Regions from separate parts of the Homo sapiens genome. Here region 2 is linked to region 1. A link is a loop called in an ENCODE intact Hi-C map of the cell type or tissue named here. Cell type or tissue: HCT116. All regions are shown on one strand. Links, peaks and the distances in the headings refer to the core of each region. The heading gives the core; the rest is flanking DNA. Region 1 overlaps TARS3 (threonyl-tRNA synthetase 3). Region 2 holds the start of PCSK6-AS1 (PCSK6 antisense RNA 1).

Evidence for each region. A loop is a pair of places that touch in the nucleus more often than their neighbours do. Peaks named below come from ENCODE experiments on the same cell type or tissue, not always from the same donor. Only the 100,000 strongest peaks of a DNase experiment are listed, where the experiment ranks them.
Region 2: a loop joins it to region 1, with 2.8 times the contacts of the local background. A loop is called at or near these places in 2 of 110 quality-filtered maps.

What each region holds. Positions count from the first base shown.
Region 1 is chr15:101,718,765-101,721,682 of GRCh38, reverse strand. TARS3 (threonyl-tRNA synthetase 3) reads left to right here. Exons shown (of 19, transcript NM_152334.3): 3 at 361-557. Among named protein-coding and RNA genes, the nearest start is that of TARS3, 4.2 kb to the left of the region's middle. In HCT116, for the core only: a CTCF peak has its summit at 1,775; no DNase peak of the experiment used is centred there.
Region 2 is chr15:101,333,067-101,335,984 of GRCh38, reverse strand. All of the region lies in intron 13 of PCSK6 (proprotein convertase subtilisin/kexin type 6), which reads left to right. PCSK6-AS1 (PCSK6 antisense RNA 1) reads right to left here and starts at 1,548. Exons shown (of 3, transcript NR_132373.1): 1 at 1,472-1,548. RefSeq lists a silencer at 1,771-1,830. In HCT116, for the core only: no CTCF peak of the experiment used is centred there; DNase peaks (open chromatin) are centred at 1,458 and 1,842; H3K4me3 peaks cover 2,490 bases; H3K27ac peaks cover 1,822 bases.

The DNA of each region.
Region 1 (2,918 bases), core at 289-2,788:
TCTCTACTACAAATACAAAAATTAGTCTGGCAGGGTGGTGCGTGCCTGTAATCCCAGCTACTCGGGTGGCCGAGGCAGGAAAATCGCTTGAACCTAGGAGACAGAGGCTGCAGTGAGCTGATTTCGTGCCCCTGCACTCCAGCCTGGGCGACAAAGCAAGACTCCATCTCAAAACAACAGCAACAACAACAACAAACCAAAAAACAACAACAACAACAAAATCGTAATTCAAACCATGGTAAGCTTGGGACCATCTGTAGAACTGAGAAGGCAGTAAGGGGGTGAGCCTGATTCAGAGCTGAGCAGCTGGAAAACAGTAGGCTGTATATATTAATCTCATTATGTTCTAATAATTTCCAGGTGAAGCATCAACCAATTTTCATAAAAGAAAGATTGAAGCTTTTTGAAATACTGAAGAAAGACCATCAGCTCTTACTTGCCATTTATGGAAAAAAGGGGGATACAAGCAACATCATCACAGTAAGAGTGGCTGATGGGCAAACAGTGCAAGGGGAAGTCTGGAAAACAACGCCTTACCAAGTGGCTGCTGAAATTAGGTAAACCGCAGTGTGGAAAAGATATTCAATCTTAAGTAATTATACTGAAGCCTGGTGAAAATGTTTTCTTAGGGACCGCTAATATATTACTCCATTCTCACGATACTAAAAGGACATGTCTGAGACTGGGTTATTTATAAAGGAAGAAGATTTAATTGACTCACAGTTCCGCAGGGCTGGGGAGGCTTCAGGAAACTTACAGTCGTGGCAGAAGGGGAAGCAAGCATGTCCTTCTTCACATGGCAGCGGCAAGGAGAAGTGCAGAGCAAAGTGGGGGGAAAACCCCTTATAAAACCATCAGATCTCATGAGAATGCACTCACTATCAAAGAACAGCATGGAGGTAACAGCCCCTGTGATTCAGTTACCTCCCACTGGGTCCCTTCCACAAAACGTGGGGATTATGGGAACTAGAGTTCAAGATGAGGTTTGGATGGGCACACAGCCAAACCATATCAGCTAATTTTTTTTTTATTCAGTTGAATAAATTAAATGTATTTAATTTTTTTCCTCTGGCTTCTCCAAGGGCCATGTAAATAAGTAGTTGAATATCAGAACACAATCATTTCCTGTTCTAATAAAAATATATAGGAGAGAAAAAAATCTGTAATTCTTGATAGGCCATTTTACACTGACTTTATTCGTCAATCAAGTAATTTCCATGAGTTTTTACAGGTCTTTTAAGTATAGATTGAAGATAAATGTTTTAGAGCTATTATCAGTCTTGGAAAAGTGCTTTGACTTTTCTAGAAATTAGATACATTAGTGAACTTATATTGTTTTGACTCATGTTAATTCTTAGCATTAAATACAATTGTATAGAAGCTATTGTATAAATACAATTATATAGCTTCTATACAATTGTATTAATGCCATGTAAATAAATGTTCATCATTTAAAAAGCAAACTGTTTCAACAACTGAAATTCTCAGATTTTCTTTGAAAACTATGGCTAAGATTGTATTTCTGATTCATCCTATTATATTGTTAAATGCTCTCCCAGCCTGTTTTCATGTTTTCCAGGAGGAATGATGTGCTAGGAGAAAACAGGTTTTGAGGCAAGAATAAGTTTGTTTTCTCATGGAGAGTCAGGTTGCATGTTAAATGTGTTGGGTCAGTATTTCTCAAAGTGTAGTCCCCAGACCAGCAGCATGGGCATCACCTGGAAACTTGTTAGAAAAGCAAATTTGGGGATCCCACCTCAAACCCCCTGAATTGATCAGCCATCAGTGTTTTTATGAGCTCTCCAGGGGCTTCTAATGCAAGCTAACCGTCTAGAAGTGACCAGTCAAGCCTAGTGGACATCTCTGGTCCATGCAGTTATTTATGGACCCAGCTTCCTCCCATCTTGTTGATCTGCTGTCTCCTAGGTAGGGTTTCTTTGTGTCTAGCGGTGGAAGCTGGGTCCTTGCATGGGCCTGCCTGCAGTCAGGAGGAAGAGAAGCTGCAGAGCAATGATGCTTTGAGGCCAAGACCCCATAGTGGCTGGCTTCAGTTTCCACTTACATCCTCTTAGCTCACATTTAGTCACATGGCTATGCCTAGCTGTAAGAGAGAATTGGAATATAGCTCCCTTGGCCGCCCAGCCACATGTCCAGCTAAAGCATTCATACCATGGAAGAGAGGAATGGTTTATGGAACAACAGAGAGTCTGCCACAGTCTGCCCCTCTGACATCCAGATATCTGTGGGTACTCTTCTTTCAACATCTGACACACTCACTCCCCAAGTGAGACAACTCTTATGTTCCATAGCTCAAAGCCTGGGATTTCTGAGTGATGTACAGAACACCCCCCATCAGGCTGACCACTTGTATTCTAGCAACAAATAAACTGATAGACAAGTCTGCTCACACCACACGTGCATACAGTACACAGAAGACAATCACAAAGTGTGTGCTTGGAAAAAAGAAGGAGGAGAAATATAGCAGGGAGTGGTATAGAGAAGTCATCAGATTCTGCTTGAAGCCACCTTGAGGCCCCACAGCCTGGCAGCAGTTAGTGCTTGTGTCAGCCCACCTGTTCATCCTTTGTTCTCTGGAAGCAGCTGTCTTATCCCATGATCCTCCATGGGCCCTGATTTTGCACTTTGGGAAGTTCGGAGTTGTCCATTACCCTCACTTGTCACATCTGAAGTGCACGAGTTTGTCCTCTTGGGATCTGTGCAGTTTCCACAGCTCAGTTCTGTGGTGCACATTTGGGGCCTGAGGGTTCCCTTAAGGATCACATAGTCACAGATATTTGTGAGCTGAGCTTATGATTTGTTTGGCAATACAATTACCATGATCAGTTAGCCATAGTAGGCTCTGGTCTGTTTGCAGCTAATCCGTTCCACATGAAAGTAATCTCACTTAAAGAATCTTC
Region 2 (2,918 bases), core at 253-2,752, 390 kb after region 1:
TATGTTTAGGTGTGTTTAGGTACACAAACACTTATCATTGTGTTACAGTTGCCTACAGTATTCCATACAGCACCATCCTGCACAGGTTTGTGGCCTGGGAGCCGCAGGCTGTACCCTATAGCCTAGGTGTGGAGTAGGGGTACCATCTAGGTTTGTGTAAGCACACTCTATGGTATTCACAAAACAACAAAATCACCTGCATTTCTCAGGAGGTATCCCCATAGTTAAGCTACACATGACTATAATTGCCAAAGTTTATAAACAACCTAAACGTCCATGAGTAGGGGATTGTTTAAGTAAACAACACTACATCTCTCCTGTGCAGCCATGGAAGGATCATAAGGATACACTGTTAATGGAAAACTCAAGGTGCAGAAAGTGCTAGCAGGTGTGTTACCAAAAAGGATGGGGAAACATATGTTCATATTTGCTTGAATAAGAATAAAATGCTTCAGAAATGATACACAAGAAACGGGGAACCAACATTGCCCATGGGGAGGGAGACTTCGTCATATGCACTTTTATACTTTTGCATTTCTGAGCCATCCTTGTATATTACTTATTCAGAGACAAAAATCAAAACCCCGAGTACTACTGCTTTTTAATGGGGTTTTTTGACCATACAACCACTTTATTCATAGATTTTAAACATTAAACTTTTAAAAAGTTTTAATGTTTATATATGAACAGGTAACATATGTTGTGGTTTTAACAAAAAGTCAAACAGGCTGGGCGCGTGGCTCACACCAGTAAATCCTACACTTTGGGAGGCCAACGTGGGAGGATCGCTTGAGCTCAGGAGTTTGAGACCAGCCTGAGAAACATAGTGAAACTCTATCTCTACCAAAAATACAAAAAGTAGCCGGGCGTGGTGGTGCACACCTGTAGTCCTAGCCACTTGGGATGCTGAGGTGGGAGGATGGCTTGAGCCTGGGAAGTTGGGGCTGCAGTGAGCCATGATCGTACCACTGTACTCCAGCCTAGGCAACAGAGTGAGACCCTGTCTAAATACACACATACACACATACACACACACACACATAAAGTCAAACAGAGAGTGTAATAATAATGAAGTCTCTCTTCCATTCCAGTCCAGCCTCCTCCCATGAGGCTGCCTGTCTGCTGGGTCCCTGGGAATTCTTCCTGCTCTCTTTTTCCACACAGTGCACACCACTGACCCTGAGTGTGGAGCAGCCCCTCTTGTTTGTCCCACCAAAACTATATCTGAAAATAAAAATCCAGTTTTGGTGACCAGGCCTTTTGTGGGTGTTTTTGGAGACATCCTCTATAATTGAAATAAACTTCAACTCAAATGATAGCCTCTAGAGCCCTTGGTCCCTGTCCTACCATCATCACAACCCCAGCCAATCTCAGTGCACCACTTGGTGGTTAAAGTGCTCGGATTCCTTTGTGGTCGGAATGTGGCTGTAACTGGACCCTAAGGAGCTGAGGAGAGTCAGAGGTTCCTCACCAGGCTTGTTTTCTGCACCTGCAGTGGTGAGAACAACTTCCTGTGTCACTGCTGCAGCGGTGAGAACAACTTCCTGTGTCACTGCTGCAGCGGTGAGAACAACTTCCTGTGTCACTGCTGCAGCGGTGAGAACAACTTCCTGTGTCACTGCTGCAGCGGTGAGAACAACTTCCTGTGTCACTGCTGCAGCGGTGAGAACAACTTCCTGTGTCACTGCTGCAGCGGTGAGAACAACTTCCTGTGTCACTGCTGCAGCGGTGAGAACAACTTCCTGTGTCACTGCTGCAGCGGTGAGAACAACTTCCTGTGTCACTGCTGCAGCGGTGAGAACAACTTCCTGTGTCGCTGTCACCACACACGTAGGCTGGGTTAGGAACTGTGTCAGGGAGGGGGAGCTGCTGTGGGGCTTAATGAACCGAGCCCTGTGGAAGACCGTGTGCTAGAAATGCTATGCTGGGGATGCTGTTTCATGTAGGAGGGCCTTGCTTACCTCTTCCGGCCCTGTCCAGGCTAAGGGAGGCTTGGGCAGTACAGAATCTGACTTGGGACAGTGTGCAGGCTCCAGCCTTTTGCAACCTAGTACTTAGCCAGTTGAGGCTGTGGTTAAAATGAAACAGGGCTGCCACATGCCACATTGTGTAAATGGGTCAGTGTCGAATGCCATTTCGAATCGCACCAGTGGGGCCAGTCCCGCCTGTCTTTCACCTGCCCGCCCACCCACCCAGGATGGTGTGGATTACAGCCTATGGGCTTATGGTATGAGGATGAGCAGGAGCTCCTGTTCTGGAATTTAGAAACGCTAAGAGATTTCCAGAATTGGAACAAAAAGTAAAGTTGTACTGGCAGAGGGGCCTGCATTGCAGAAACAGTGCATAGGCAGGTATGTAAAGACAGACAGGCTGCCATTTAGAGCCAGCGGGTGGAGTAGCGAGCATGGGCAGAGGTAAGTGTTGAGAAAACACAGTCAACAGCAAAGAATCAGAGCAGTATTCTTCCTCCCCGAAACCATTCTGATTGCCAAGAAACCCCATGGCAGGAAAGGAAGAGGAAGCAGGGATTTTTCAGCCAACAGAGACATTGAGCCAGCAATGGCCCTGTCCCCAGCTTGGGTCGCAGGAGACAGTCATGAGGGCCCACTGAGGGGGTTCACAGCTGAACATGTGTGTGCATGTGTTTCCTATTGAGCCAATCCAATTAGAAACAAACATTGAAAGGCTGGGGCGTCCGGGAGCCCCGTCAGCATGAGCAGCTGTCCTTGGGCAGGTCACACTGGCCCCTGGCCCCCTCAACTATGTGGGGTGATGACCTTCTAAACAGTAACCCTGCTCTGAATTCTGGGGATGCCGTGGTTAAAAAAAAGAAGAAGAAGAAGCTTAAACCAGTGGCCAGCAGCAGAGTCGGCCTGCAGATAGGCGTTAATTAATTGCATAGATGCTCTTTGACTTAC